Linked DNA regions of Homo sapiens: region 2 is linked to region 1. A link is a loop called in an ENCODE intact Hi-C map of the cell type or tissue named here. Cell type or tissue: PC-9. All regions are shown on one strand. Each heading gives the region's core, and the rest is flanking DNA. Links, peaks and the distances in the headings are about the cores only. Region 1 has its middle 310 kb from the start of PSAT1. Region 2 has its middle 370 kb from the start of PSAT1.

Region 1 (8,342 bases), core at 37-8,036:
ATTAAAAATATTTCCCACCAGTATGGTATGTTTGTTACAACTGAGGAACCCACATTGACACATCATTATCCCCCAAAGTTCATAGTTTACATTAGGGTTCACTCTTGATGTTGTACATTCCGTGGGCCATAAGGGGTCAATCCATCCTCGTGGGATCGTAAATAGGTAATGTGAAGCTTCCCATCTGACTGGGAGCCACCTGGGCTAAGGTCTTTTGACAGCAGGCGATGTTTCATGGATGCTTAGTGAATTGAAGATGAGCAAAAAATGCCCATTAGTTGCCTCTTTGGGCCCCAGCTCCTCTTTCCATGCAACAAAAAATGGCAACAAACAATCCCCCTGAATCGCCCCCCACCCCCTGCCATGGAAGAGATGAGCACCATCAAGGACAGGCAGCACTCACTCCCTCCAAGTACCTTCTTGTTTCCTAATGAACTTCAGCATTTCAATTCTTGGTATACACATCTTTAAAATGCCAGGCACCAGGCACCAAGCAATCCTCAAAAAAACAGACTTTTCCACAGTCTCCACCAAGGACTGCAGTCACCAGGGTGGTGAAATGGTCCAAGAACCTCTGACTGACAGCCCTGCCACAGAGCAGCACTTTGGGATTACTCCCACAACATCTTGCCTCCCCATCCACTTGACAGTTAAACAATACTTAGCGGAACGTGGTTTACAGTACAACTTAAAGTCAACAGTGGACTACGAGCCAGGGCCTGATAAGAAAAGAAAAAAATTAAACAAATCAATCATGAAGCTAATGTTAGAAAGGGAATGGAACTCGACAACAGAAACAAGGGAATGGAGATGCATCGCCAGTTGAAATTTGAGCAGAAATACAAAGTTGATGAAGCAGAAAGAGGCCAGAAACTCTTTGACATGAGGCTAAGCTGCCCTGCCTTTCTGCCCAGAACCAAGGCAAAGCTTTGCACATCTCCTGCAGTTCCTTTCTCTTGCACATCTGGGCTTCCCGCAGCCTAGGCAGCCACGGAGCACTTGGACGCCCTTAATAATAATGCTGGGTGCAGCCTTGTGTGCATCAGATATGAGGCTCCTCTCCAAGCAGAGCCCTCTGCCAAATGGGCCCCAGCACCTTGCCCCTTGCAGCCTGCTGATAATCTGCAGCTTGTCTGTAATTGTTGCGGGAACATGCACTTTCTTTCGCTGATGATTTTGGCATCCTCGCAGGACTCTACCCAAAAAGGCACTGAACAATGGGATGTGATTGTTTTGAAATGTACCCAACAGGAAGCCCTCCTCCGACACGCACTCAGGCCCCAGGCTTTAGGGATTGAACGGATTAATGGAGTTCAGCTGCAGTTTACAGTTTATCATCAACCAAGTGCTGCTCTGGCTGCCTGTCTTCCCTTCTCCAGCTTCTAAAGAAAAATAAAGGGAAAGAAGAAAGGAAGGAAAAGCAGCAGCCCCAGCACATTCACTGTATAACAATCTGAACAACGGAAAGGAAAAAAAATGCCCTCAGTGACCATGAAACTGACAAGGCTCCCCAAAATGGCTTCCAGCTTTCAGTTTGTCATGCAGAGCTGTCTCCCCTTCACTCTCCCAACCCTCTCCCCCGTTTATAATCATCGTTCAAAGTGGTGAAAGGCCTAATTGCCCCGAGCAGTGTGGTCAATCTTCCTGGAGATTTAGCTGCCTGCTTTCATCTGGCAGCCTGGGAGGGAACTCAGTATTTCCCTCCAGGCAATCTATATGGTCTAGCAGTTCACTGCGGAAAGTGGTGCCTTATCGATTTCTGCCATAGCATCCATGGCTGACTCAAGGATCAGAGGCTCTGACAATGACTAACAAGTTTAAACCATTAGTCCCATTTGTAACTACTCAGCGAAAGGCTTGTCAGTCACCGCGTACCATATACTGCAGCTTTTAGCAGATTTCTAATCCCATTCATTTTGCCACAATGACCCCTGTAGTTAATGGGGGTTATCGGAAAGTGGTGCCTTTTTCTTCTTCTTCTTCTTCTTTTAGGAACATAAAAACCATTTCGGTTCTGATGTTTCAAAATAGTGATGCAGGAAATGATCAGTGTCCCTCTTAGGAGAAAACCTGTATCCTGGTGTACGGTACGATATGTCTGATCCTGAAAACGCAGACAGAGTCAGGTGGCAGAGAGTGATTCATCAGAAACAGATCCTCTCTGTCTTACCCCTGTCTTACTTTTATAGAGGTTTGTCTTAACACCTGTTTTCTCCTCCCTCTGACCTAGAAGTGGATCATTTTCCTGTGAGAAACTTCTCTCTTTCTGGATAACTAATCACCCCACAGGCTAAAGCCTGTTACGTAAAGTGTGGTCCCCTGAATCAGCATCACCCAAGAGCTCGTTATAAATGCACAATTTCAAGCCTAGCCTTAGACATTCTGACTTACAATCTGTGTTCTAACCAAATCCCTGGATGATGGCTGTGCATTTGAAGGCTTGAGAATCACTGGTCTAAAGAAGCTATGTTTTTTCACTTTTACATTAAATACAGCAAAATTTAACATTTCCACTATATATTAGGATATTTTTAAGAAAAAAATGAGATTTTCTGCATAATAGTTCCAGTGATAGTCTCCTTGTAGTTCTGACAATCGAATGTTTTTCATCTTCATATCCACAGTCACTAATCCAGTACCTGGTGGAGGGTTAGTACAAGATAAATAGTTGTTGAACTATTCATGAACATATGTTGAATTCACAAGAATGAACAAATGAATGAGAATGAAGAAAGAAATGTGATGTGTCTCTCAGTGATATAGAGAGCCAGGACTGACGAAAAATGAGAAAGCTGGCTCAGAGGACAAGCCTCTCCATTCATTTTTTATGGATATTTAATAGTTACATATATTTTGGGGGTACATATGATTTTGATACCTGTATACAATGTACAATGATCAAATCAGGGTAATTGGAATATCCATCACCTCAAACATTATTCTTTCTGTTGGGAACATTATAACTTTTCTATCTATTTTGAAATATACAATAAATTGTTGTTAACAATAATTTCCCTGCCATACTTTTGAATACTAGAACTTATTTCTTCTAACTGTATGTTTATACTTGCCCATCAACCAACCTGTCTTCATACCCTTCTCCACACCGCCTTCTTCCCAGCCTCTGAAAACCATCATTCTACTCTCAATTGTCATGAGATCCACTTTCTAGCTCCCTCATATGAGTGAGAACATGCAGTATTTGTTTTGCTGTGCCTGGTTTATTGTCCTTAACATAAGGACCATCTGTGTTGCTGCAAATGACAGGATTTCACTCTTGTTTATAGCTGAATAATATTCCATTATGTATATGTACCACATTATCTTTATCCATTTATCCATTGATGGACACTTAGGTTGCTTCCAAATTTTGGCTATTGTGTATAGTGCTGTCATAAGCATGGGAGTGCAGATGATATCTCTTAGATATAAGGATTTTCTTTCTTTTGGATATATGACCAGCAGTGGGAATGCTGGATCATATGGTAATTCTATTTTCAGTTTTTTGAGAGTCCATTTTTTATTGTCTAAACTAAATGCTCACACCACCAAGTTGATCCCATCCTAAGAATGGACTGAGACAATGCACTAGGTGGGGCTTTTCCTAGAGCATCTCTTTCTTTCCACGTCTTGGTCATTCTCCTCCCATTTCTGCTGCTTACTCTCTCTCCTCTCACCATCATACAGAGTCTCTCATATGTTTGTTTGTTCTGATCATCAGTCTCCATCTCTTAAAATCCTGTGCTCAGCCAGATAGACTAAAGTATCTGAAAACCAACACACTAAAATGGAAGTGACAGTTAAGAAGAGACTATGTTGAGGGCTATTTCTTGACAACCTGGAAATCATACCACCTAGGTAGTCTATTTTATCTAGGAGGCAGATCAGCTCTATTGCTGCCAAATTAACACCAGAAAAAGGCAAAGTAACTTTCCTACATGACGTTTATGGAAGAGATTTCCTTATGTAGCTGCTTCTTCTCTAAAGCCTGGCCCCTCAAATTTCCAAGGAATGTGTTTCCATAATGTGACCACCTTGGCTCGTGTTTAGACACTGGTCATAAAAAAGTATTTGTGGGGAAGACTTGCTTCCATCTTATCTCAAAAAAATTAAAACATATAAATTTAAATGTAGGGCAAATTTGATGGGAAAGTTAAAGACCAAAGCCATCTGAATCTTCAGGCTGAATTGTTTTTTAAGCCTAAGACAAGGACTTGGGAAATAAAATTATCTTCTTCCAGTGATTACCTTTGGAAACAATTATTTCTGGAGCTTTCATCTATGGACTGCCATGTTGTGACTACTTAATTGCTGCCTGAAAAATAGAAAGCTGATTATGTGTTTTTATTTTAAGGTAATCCTTTGACATTTTGAATAGTTACAAAAATAGGTTGTTTTGTGAGTTGCTAGCGAGAACCAGCAGGAAATTATTTCATTCGGGGGCAGATGGTGCTGGTGACTATACAAAAAGGGCTGGGTAGACAGCAGGGCAAGAGTAGACAAGTACACACACGCACAGAAGCTGAGGATGCCACAATTCTATGTTGTCTGAATTCTCAGCCTGCATCTGTATACCTTAAATAAATTATTCATAGATTTCCCACATCCAAGTTAAAAAGTGCTTTCAGAGTCAGGGTCTCCTCCCCACAACCCACCCACTATAAGTTTTAATATGTAATTGGAGAGCATGTAAAATAAATGGAAATGTCATTTGGCTTGTAACAAAAGACCTAAATCATAACGGATTATTGAGCGGCATCTTGTGGTCCAAAGTGAGTATGACACTCACGGAAAGCCAGTTGGCTTGCTGGCATGCCACTCCAAAATGTGTTAACGTCACCTCATATCTGGCTTTTGATAAAGTTAATAAGGGGCTGTGCAAGGTTATCAATGCAGCCTTATCATTATGCCACCTTAAAATATTTTTGTGAATGAGCATATTAACTTATAATTAATCATCATGCATTAATGTAAATGTATCCATGTAGGCACGTTTAATCAGCGCTCTTTCTCTTTCACAATATTTTAATAACAGAGCACTAAAGGAGACTTGCAAGATATGAAGTAACAAGAGCAGTGTTTATAATCTAAGCCACTTCAGCAGAATTTAAAAATTAATGTTTTTCTATGAGATGATATATGAAACCATTCAGTCATTTACTAAGTAAAATCCACTTTCTCTATATTCTACAAAACCATAGGAAAAGAAGAAACTACCCCTCCTTAGTATCTTTCTTCCCTGTGTCCCAGAGAATCATGTGGATTTTGACTATGAAATAAGTTAATGGACCTTCATAAACAGAGAGACAGAACCCAGACACAGCAGCTATATATCCAATAGGCTTTTTTTTTTTTTTTAATTCAGGCTCTTGCTCTGTCACACAGACTGGAGTGCAGCGGTGTGATCACGGCTCACACGTACCCTTGAACTCCTGGCTCAAGTGATCCTTCCACCTCAGCCTCCTGGGTAGCTAGGCTCAGCTCAGGCGCACTGCTGTGCCTGGATAATCTTTAAATGTTTTGTAGAGACAAGGTCTCGCTATATTGCCCAGGCTGGTCTCAAACAACTGGCTTCCAGATATCTTCCTACCTCGGCCTTCCAAGATACTGGAATTACAGGCATGAGCCACTGCAGCCGACATCCAGGGGTGTTATTTTTATAAGACAGTAAGACAGCCAGCTGACTGCCAGTTCAATTTTCAAAAATCTATTCAATATTTTAAAATTTCTCATTGTAGACATGATTTGGCCACCATGGCATCATAAACAAAAAAAAATACCTAAACAAAGGCAGAATATGAGCTATCAAGTCGAAACTCAGATATCAAAAAAGTACTGAGGGCATTCAGTAGTTCTAATAAATTCTATATTATTTCTAGCTCAAAATATTAATGTGTGGGTCAAAAATCCCAGTATATGCTGGGAAAGCATTATTGCTTTTCACCAACCTACTATAACAAATTGCTTACGCTTTCTGGCACTTTAATTCTTCTTCTGAATAAAGAGAGGGCTTTCTATCGCTAACACATCATATTATTTTAAATTTTGTAAGCTCTGACATTAAAAGTGCTACCGAAAACAAAAGACACCTGTGTAAATAAATTTGCTATATGTATCAGATAAGGTCTAAATGGGGGAAAAAGCATTCAAATATGTAAAGCAGAAAGAATTTAGTACAGAGAATTGGTGACACTGGTGATAGAAGAACTGAGAAGCTCAGTGACAAATGTCAAACAGTGAAGCAACCCAGAGATTAGCAACAACAGGAAGCCAATACCACCCCTTCTTTTTTATTTTTATTATTTATTTATTTATTTTTAAGACAGAGTCTCGCTCTGTTGCCCAGGCTGGAGTACAGTGGCATGATCTCAGCTCACTACAACCTCTGCCTCCTGGGTTCAAGCGATTCTCCTGCCTCAGCCTCCTAAGTAGCTGGGATTACAGGCACCTGCCACCACTCCTGGCTAATTGTTGTGTTTTTAGTAGAGACGGGGTTTCACCATGTTGGCCAGGCTGGTCTCTAACTCCTGACCTTGTGATCCGCCCGCCTTGGCCTCCTAAAGTGCTGGGATTACAGGAGTGAGCCACCGCGCCTGGCCACCACCCCTTCAATAGAGGGACAACTGGAGGAGGCAAGGGAAGAGATATTCCCAAGGCCACAGAAGAAAAGATGAAAAACCATGACTTCTTCCTTCCACCAATCCTCTGAGCTCTCTTCAGTGCTTCCCACTGGCTAAATACTGCTGGAAAACAGCATGTTAACTAGTGACTCTCCAAGAAAAACAAGCCCTGATTCGTAGCATTTGCTGATTTCCATAGCATGAATACTCTCACTTGGCAAATTTCAAGCTACTGCTTGTATGCTCCATGAATGTGAAGTTGAGGAGAGATGCACAATGATGGCACACTGTTATGTAGTGTTTCCCATAAATACAGATATACCATAACCTCTAGAGCGCAGACAGTCAAAAGAAGGGTAGCAAAATAATTAGGAAATGATACATTTGGAATAGATATTACCATTGCTTTTTAGTATACAATAACTTATTTAACGTAAGTTTAGATAACTTAATTTTAATGGTGATATTAACCAGTGTGAACAACCAGTTCACAGGATCTCTGAATATTTGTCAACTGGCTCTCACACATTGAAAAGAGCCAGCTCCTGCAAACCCTGTCAGATAACAAGGAACCCTAGAAAAAGTCGTCTAAAAGTGGTCCATCCAATACAATGCAGGACAGAGCAGGAAAGAGCATGGAATAAAGCTGAGGGCAAACAGATGCAGAAATGGTGCATTATAAATCAGCACACGCCAAACACTGCTTAAATCCAGCGAACAAGAAGGAACTGAGCATCTCTATAACTGACTACCTGCTAAACCCTGGTTAGATGGATCATAATTAGGTTCACAAAATACTTACCAGGAGAAATACGTGCCTATGGGTTGATCCCACTGGTCATTTACAATTATTTTGTCTGTTTTATTTTTTCTATTGTCTTTTGAAGATGTCAATCTTCAGAGCATCACATATTAAGAAGTAGAAAGTGTACCAGTAATTTCTGCAATGAAATTTTGATTGATTTCTCTATCACATTTTTTGGCAAATTGATTCATCATGATGAGTCTGTGATGAGATGCCCAGTGACAGAAAGAACTCAGAAATGTTTAGAGAAATAAAGAGTGTTGTTTAGGTATGGTTTGTTTTCTCTTTTGTGAACCTTGGGAAAGTCACTTAGCCTCCCAGGCCTCAGTTTCCTCATTTATAAAATGAGAAGTGAAGAAGTTCAATTAGATAATCTCTATGGTGGTGTCTGGCAATTATGCTCCGTGATTTTATTATGGTGTGTGTGAATTCAGGATGAATATTTTGTTCTATTTCTTTTCCCTTTTTTAAAAATTCTTCTCACCGACCTACTGTATTTGGCATAGATCAGTCCTTTTGATCAAAAGCATAAGCCGAGTGGACATAAAAATAGAAAAAGCAAGGAAAGATAAGTGAGCGGTTCCAATGACAATCAGGAATCTTTTGTAAATGGCCACATCTTGGGAAAGCCTGATCCAGCTTATTTTCTGGGAACTAATGATCAGCTGAGATGAGTTGCTGATAGGCTGCAAAGGCAAGGACCATTAACACTTGATTGTCACTAATTCTGAGTCAATGTCCCATTTCAAAGTCATTAGTGGTATTAAAAACTGCAACAGCGCATACACACAAAGAAAAAAGAAAGAGAGAAAGCATTAGGATATTCTTAAGATTAACATATTATTACTGAAATACAAAAGAAATTTTAATGAAGATCCTTAATGTTATAAATGCCTATTCAGAGACTTCTTTGTGTA
Region 2 (8,342 bases), core at 185-8,184, 66 kb before region 1:
TTCACAGTTGTGATGGTTAATACTGAGTGTCAACTTGATTGGATTGAATGATGCAACGTATTGATCCTGGGTGTGTCTGTGAGGGTGTTGTCAAAGGAGATTAACATTTGAGTCAGTGGGCTGGGAAAGGCAGATGCACCCTTAATCTGGGTGGGCACCATCTAATCAGCTGCCAGCACAGCTAGAATTTAAAGTAAGCAGAAAAACATGAAAAGACTAGACTGGCCTAGCCTTTAACATCAGACTCCGACTTCCTGCCCTCAAACATCAGACTCCAAGTTCTTCAGTTTTAGGACTCAGACTGGCTCTCCTTGCTCTCAGCTTGCAGACAGCCTATTGTAGGGGCTTGTGATCGTGCAGGGTTGATATTTAATAAACTCCCCTTTACATACACATATACATATATATCCTATTAGTTCTTCCCTCTAGAGAACCCTGACTAATACAATAGTACTAAGGATAAGTGTATAAGTTCCAAGTATTTTGGCTGTTCCCTACCAAAAAAAAACGAGCAGCCCAGTTTCCTTGTGTCTTCTGCTCTGCCATTCCTCAAATATTTACACAAGAAAGCTCAAACAACCCACATTGCAGCCAGTAGGAAGGGGAAGAGGTGGAGGGGGGGCATACTCCCTCCCTTGAAGAAAGGCCCCTGGAAATACAACTCCCTCCTGCTCACATATCACTGCCAAGATCTTATCTTCACATAAGAAGTGGAGATTGGACAGCACTGAGTTGTATCTACCACATGCCTATTTTGTTTTAATCTTCCTCCATCATTCAATTATTTGAAAAGCTAGCAAGGGCATACGATAAAAAAATTTCAAAAAGTACTAAAGAGTCTACGTTACAAAGCAAGTCTCCCTCTAGCCACTATCCTCCAGTTCCCCAACTTCTCTACCCAGAGACCATTTCTTCTGTCTTTGCAGTCTATTCATCAAATAGACATCAAAATTTTAAACATTTTCTGTTATGAACCTGTCTTTCTGCCAGTCTCAACTAATTCCAGGCTTTTATCTCTTGAAATTACTCTCACAGATTCCTGCTACTCTTCTTGGCCAGCATTCTTTCCATCACCAAGTCACCCTTTCCCTCACTCTTGCAATTTTATGGCTTGTATAGTTTATGCGTAATTTAAAACAGTCCATTTAACCCATATGAATCAACCAACTTGAGCCCACTTAATATCAGGTTCTTATCAAAAGAGATGAGGGACCAATATATTGATGACTACACTAGGACAGTGAACGATGTAGCATTGATCCTTGTCATCCTGTTTCCCCAGCTCTGGTTCCAGATCCAAATATTTTTTTTACAATATGAGGATGAGCATGTTCTTCCTTTAAAGAGTTGATAGTTCAGTTTGAAACTAGTTAGAGAAATCACTGTGGACATCAACCCATTCTCTAAACATGATGGATAAGAAATCTGAATACAGCCCTGCCCAAGACCAGGTCTCGCAACTCTTTCAGTGTTCCCTTTCCTGCCCCAATCCTGTGCAATACAGTAGGCCAGAACCCACCATCCTCCAGGACGGCTGTCTCAGAAGTGGGAGGAAAGCCTTCTGTTGCCTCATTTACTCCTCAGATGAACTCAAAGAAGTAGCAGCTCAGTAATGGCTGGGGCACCAGCTTTAGCTTATTTGGGGAGACAAAGTTAATCAAATACTAGAAATCAAAATGTTTCACGGCCACTTAGTGTTAGTCTGTAACAAGTTATCTTAGAATTCTGCTTTCCTAAAATACATAATTTATATCAAAATGTTATTTTACTTTTACTCATAGTTGAATTGACCACAACAAACATTATTAGTTGTGAAATTCCCCCATGCAATGTTAAGATTTTAACATTTTAAATGCAATTAACATTTAAATGCAATTTTAAGAGCTTCACCTTGCTCATGATTTGGTTCTAATTTCTAATATCTACCTTTCCTAAATCTAGGATTCTCTGACTGTGTCTCTAGAAATATATTTGCATGTTTCTAGTGTTTCAAATCACACACAATTTTTGGCACACAACAGGAAGGAATGTAGTAAATTGTTTTCCAAACTGTTCCTCTCATTTGATCAGGATTAGATTGAGAGTAGTGATCCCACTGTTAGTTCTTCAGAAAGATCACTTTACTGAGTAAAGTGAATAAAAATGATTGAAAGTTCTATTTTCAGCTGAGTGAGACTTCCAAACAGTATCCCAATCATAGCACTACCCCATCACTATTATACCCAGTCTCTTTGATAGTTCTGTGATTAAATCTGGAATGACTGGCCAAAGAGCCTGTAGTATGTCCTGCAGAAATACCACTTCCATTCCTTTCTACTTTTATGTTCATTCAGTTACTCCATAATGAGAGCCACTCCTGGAACTTGAGAGCCACTCCTGGAACTTATGGCTTACTAGTAAATGTAAATCTGCCTTCTGCTAGATAGCTTCTACTATATTGGTATGGCATCTACAACGCAACCCATCCCATCAATCTCTTGATACCTACCATTTTGTGTTTACTGCTTGGTGTTGAAATCTCAAGATCATCTCCCCACTGACAGACAATTCAATTACAGTATCTTAAACAAGTTTTTTAGATGTTTCCTTCTATGCATAATAGGAACGTCCCCTCCTGAGGTATTTTTATTTCTCTACCCAAAACCAACCTATTATTTATCTGTATGATTTATCAAGACATTAGCCTAGTTTCCTTTTCCATTTAAAACTCTTGAGTTTATCTAATTCGCTGACATTTCTCAGGTCATGAATCAAAGATGACTTCATGGGCAGAAGAGCGTGAGGGGAATCCCATTCATGGAGCAAACGCCGGAGAAATAAAACCATGAGGAAACTTTGAGAGGAGAAGGATATCATGGACAAAGAGGGATTTGCAGGAAGTATGATGAATCACCAAATGCTAATGCACAGTCTTCACTTTAACTTTAGGAGGGCACATGGACGACATCATTCAAGAAAGATCCTGCATCATAGCTCTACGAAACATCAAAGTTGATCATTTCACCAATACCTTGTGAATTTCCAGCGAATTAATTTTTCTAGGCATCCCAAATATAATTTTTATTTTCTCAGGTGTTTGCCAATTTCTACATTTTACTTAACAATTAACATTGTACTTAAACAATTACCAAGTATTACATCTCTGACCATGACTCGGTATCCTGTAAGATACCATCTTTAGAAACCAGAACCAAACTTGCTCGCTGCAAGAAAGGGAATCAATCCACTCAATAGTCAACATAATCCTGTTTACAACTCTGCTTAAAATATTTCTTAAAAATCCAAGAGCTCCTCCCCAAAATAGGAATGTTTTGAAAATAAAACACATCATTGGCTTGTTTTTGCAATTAAATGAGATAACGAACATAAAGAGATACTACAATATAGGGTATATTATGCGCCCACAATCAATGTTTATGATCAACATTAGCTATATATATCTTATCCTGTATACATTCAATTTAAAATGATCACAGAACATGTTCTAAATTAGATGAGAAACATAAGAACATGAAAATGACTGCATGTGAAAGCTATAGATAAAATATCACCATTGCAAAAGCCAGAAAGAGACCAGTTTTTACCGTCTTCCCTACTGCCTAACTCTTAGGATACAACAGCATCAAAATTGGGAAACAGACTTGCTCATTGGGGAGTTCATGACAAATTCAGTTTATAAAATAAAATCAGAGGAATTCTAGAGACACTTTCCCTGGGATATATTTCATTTTTAAAAAAAGAAGAAATGATTTTAGCTCTTACCCCTAGCAGCTTGGCAATGAGCTAGTACGTTATTAAGATATCTGTCAAAAACAGCTCAGTTAGCAGGAACGGAGCTATAGAATGTATCCTTAGGGAACTTTCAAACCAATGCCATTAATGTAATATTACAAAACAGGAAACAAAATAGACAACACAAAAATAAAGGGTGAAGGCAAAACAACCTCATTATTAGCTGTAGGGTGAGACCTGAAAATTTCAGGCCATGTGATTCTTCAAAGGATGACTCATGATACCTGAAACGTGTAAATGACCCATGAGATAGGAATGTGGCCAGGAGAAGAAAAAAAAATAAAAATGCATAAAGACAAAGGAAGTCTGCTGCTCAGGCATAAAAATAAAAATAAAATAAAATAAAAAAATAAAAGAAACACTCCGTTTTTGCTTCCAAGGGCAAGCAATGGATATTTGAGAATGAACTCTTTCATCTCAACCACGTCCCAGTTCTCAGCAGGGCCCAAAGAGCTTCAGTCTAACAATGCTGGTTCTAGCCTGATATGTTCTCACCTTGAGACAGGCTATTCATGGCAAAAAAGAGGCAGGGCTGCTCAAGACAGGACAGGCATCCCACAAACATATCAGGAAAAGGACCATGACATTTCAGAAGGCCAAAGCACTCCAGTCCCTAAGAGCTGTTTAATTTGTTCTCCATCTATCTAATGGCATATATTTGGCCTCCTCTCCCTTGGACCACTGCTCCCAGTATCAGAGCCCAGGCATCTGAGGAGAGACTTTGGCCCGGTGCTTCCTCATATTTTCAGGTCCTCTTTCACTTCCATTCTTTGGCTTCAAAATGAGTACAAATTGACAAAATGGAATCATTTCTGCTTGGCACAGAGCTTGGCAACCAGATAACACCGGCAAAAAGCACCCGCATTTGCTCTCCCCAACATCCATCGGCATGCAAAGTTCCAAGATGGAAATTTGTTTCTCCTGCAGTTTTATGACACTTCTACTGCCTGATTATCCCACTTTATGGCAATTTGCATCGTTACGGGCCTGCGGCAAATGAAACAAATTGCCATAAAATGTTGGGAAAATCCTAAATCATGGCTCTGTCTGGCCTGCTGAATGATGACGCTGGGGTTGAATTCAGATGGTTCAGTTCATTTTGCTACAAACAGTCATGCCGGCCTTAATGGGTGTCACTGGCTCACACATCAGGCTGCGTGGTGACTACTAAATGAGGCAAACTAATAGAATTTTTTTTCCAATGCACTAAGCAAGTCTTCAGTAAAGAAAAACACATTGATTCCGAAGTTGTTTACTACCAACTAAATAGAACTCCTATAGCTTTTCCCACGCAGCCCACATTACAGCTAAATTAACAGCCCTCATATGTATCCATTCTACTAGTAGCAGACAAAAGTGCTTACACCATTAAGAATGTAAGTTGCCTCAGTCTAAATCATGATACAGAAGATTGTCTTTCTCATTTAACTGCCTAGCTATCAAAAGTTGTAATAGCAAGCATAGACAAGCCTTTCAAGAAAAAAATAAATGCACTGAAAGGTCATAAATAATTGCTACATTTTAATTTAATGGTGATGTGTAAGCTTTAAAATAAAGGAACAGGGGCTGATGGCTAGACATGCAAAAATGAGAGAGATTCAGGAAGGATGACAACTTTGATAAGTATTATGATCCATGTTGATCACAATCTTGGCTCTGCTTTTGACAACTTCTCACAGGAGTAAATTTATGAGAGGAGAATCTTCGTAGTAAGAAACTCTCTTGGCTCACAATATGGAAGATTCATTTGGACAATGAGGCTGAAATAAAAGCAATGAATTTTATTTCTCGGAACCTCCCGTATGTCACATCCTACTAATCTCTGAGTCATCCTCAATGTCCCAACACAAGAACCTTGCAGGGAATACTCAGCTTTTTCCACCCACAGAGATAACTCTTTCAGAACCACCCTTTCTTCCTCCATCTCCATCATGGATGTGTCTAGTGTCATGTAAAACAAATAGCCGAGAATACCTAGATGTGAAGAGAACCTGAAGGTGACATAGAGTCCTGGGTAGGGGATTCAAATCATGAGGAACAAGCTACATCAAGAATTTGCTTTCCAGACAATTGTATATGTTCTAGAAAGCAGAGAGCTTTTATGGAGACTGGTTTCACATTTCTTAAGACCCACACGCTTTTCATGTAATATTTGACTAAGAAGAGTCATTAAATTAACAATTATCATTTACATGGATTTAGTACATGCCAAGGAGTGTACTGAGAGGTTTAAATGATTAGTTGATTTAATTAGTCCACCTCTCCTTTAACCACTTATAGATAAGTAACCTAATTCTTAGGCTAAGTGACTTTCTCAAGGATGCATGGATAGTAAGTGGAAGGTCTAGAATCTAAACCAAGATCTAATCTCACCATTAATGACATGCTCTTCACCACTGCGCCACACAGCTGCATTGTAAAAATCAACTTTTCTGCTAAATTAATATTATTATTAGCTCAACAATAAAGTCCACAAGGATAAAAGATCCTTGCATAATTTTAACAAGTATCACACATTTGGCTTCTCCTGGATGATTTTTATGACTCATTAGTCTAGCCAATTTTTTTTCTAACTCATTTATCCTTTTCTATTTTGCTGTCATTTTCTAGATAAAGTATCAAATTCTCTCAATACAGAAAAATGAAAAATTTTTGACTCTGGCCTTTACTTTCCTTCTTGAACTTGCTCATTTTAGGTACAGAAACTACACCTGGTAAGCCAAGCCTGTAACACTAAGCAACTTAAAGTTCTTGAGTATTTGCTATTTATGGCAGTTCGAATTCTTGTTATATGTGACAAATAAAGGTGAATATTTCAAGACTCTACATATTTATTCTGATTTCCCTGAGGTTTCACATACATCCCTATCTGTTTGGTTTCTGAAGTGGGAAGCATAAAAGAATTTCTAGAAATCTACACTGCCTTGAACCACGGGTCCTGGTTTGCAGTTTCTAAAGCACTTGTTAAGTTTGTGAATCTATATTATATTTAGATTTTGAAGCATCACTTTGGCACATACTACATATTCAATCTCCTATTTGAGAGGAGCATAATTGAGCTAACATTATGTAGTGCCAACCAGATTTGTGTTTGACTTTAAACCAAGGGCTTGGTAGTTTTGGAACCCACCTGCATTGTTCAGTGGTAGTTTCCATCCATCAATACAGACACACTGGCAATTCCTCAGGAAATGCTCCCGATGCTTGTGTGCCATCAATATGACCCATGGGAACCAGACAAGCCACAAGTTTCCAATCTTTCTCTCAACTCTCCAAATGGGTAGCACAAATGCAAATTTATTTATCTTTTTTTGTGAGAAACAACCCAAATTATTTCGTGGTTCAAATATCTCTATTTAAAATATGCATTTGTAAAGATGCAAACTCATTAAACATTTTCTGTTTGAAACAACATTCATCAATTAACCTGCAGAAATAATAGCCACATCATGCTATCAATAATACTTTAAAACTTGCTTTCATTTTGAGGACTTGACCTATTGCTTATCATACATTGTAGGCAATCTCTAATAGGTTTTACCTATCAGAATCCTAGCTGAAATTTTCAAAGAATCCAGTCCATTAACAAGTTGTCTTAGAACTCTCATGAGTTGAGAGGAAGTGTATTATGGAGTTAAGAGCGCAGATTTGAATCTCTTTGGCTCAAAATTGTAATTCTGAATTGTGTGACTTTGGGCAGGTTACTTGCTTTTCAGATAAACTTCATATGTAAAATGGGAACATTAATAGCACCTACCTTATAAGATTACTGTGGAGATTAAACAGCATATAGGTGGTAGACACATCTAACTGTCTAATAAAACTTGTGTTCCCCCTTAGTATGATATTGTAAGTGGGAAGCAACTTCCTAGGCAGGAATCACATCTACCAATCACTCCTTGCATCCAGGGGTAATATGTCACCACCTTTCCCCAGTGAAATGCGAGGAGAAGTGATATATTTCTCTTCCAGGCCAGGACTTTTAAGTACCAACGTGTCCTGTCCCTAGCTTCTACTAGCTGAAGGCAAAGGATAACAATGTCCTGTGGGAAGATGTCTTCATGTGATAGAAACAGCCTGGATCACCGAGACACTATGAAAAGGAAAGTCACTCATCAACCAGGAGCACCCATGAGCTAAGAAAAACTTGTATTGTGAGAAGCCACTAAAATTTTGAGCTTTATTATAGCAGACAACATTATCCTACCTAATTCAACCTGCAAAGAGTTTAGCATAGAGCCTGGCATGTAATAGTTTTCAGAATGTTTGCATGCCTTTGACCACAACCTAAACACTGGGATCAGATTCAGGATGTTAAATTTTCTTTTTTTTTCTTTTTTCTTTTTTTTTTTTTTTCTCAGACAGAGTCTCACTGTTATTTAGGCTGGAGTGCACTGGCACAATCTTGGCTTACTGCAACCTCCGCCACCTGGGTTCAAGCAATTCTACCTCAGCCTCCCTAGTAGCTGGGATTACAGGCATGCGCCACCACACCCAGCTAATTTTTGTATTTTTAGTAAAGATGGGGTTTCACCATGTCGGCCACGCTG

Evidence for each region. Peaks named below come from ENCODE experiments on the same cell type or tissue, not always from the same donor. Only the 100,000 strongest peaks of a DNase experiment are listed, where the experiment ranks them.
Region 2: it touches region 1 in a loop (4-fold over the local background); 2 of 110 quality-filtered maps call a loop at or near these places.

What each region holds. Positions count from the first base shown.
Region 1 is chr9:78,598,558-78,606,899 of GRCh38, reverse strand. No RefSeq gene overlaps it. Among named protein-coding and RNA genes, the nearest start is that of PSAT1, 310 kb to the right of the region's middle. In PC-9, for the core only: CTCF peaks have their summits at 4,526 and 4,728 (motif pointing left); no DNase peak of the experiment used is centred there; H3K27me3 peaks cover 1,378 bases.
Region 2 is chr9:78,664,293-78,672,634 of GRCh38, reverse strand. No RefSeq gene overlaps it. Among named protein-coding and RNA genes, the nearest start is that of PSAT1, 370 kb to the right of the region's middle. In PC-9, for the core only: no CTCF peak of the experiment used is centred there; a DNase peak (open chromatin) is centred at 4,034.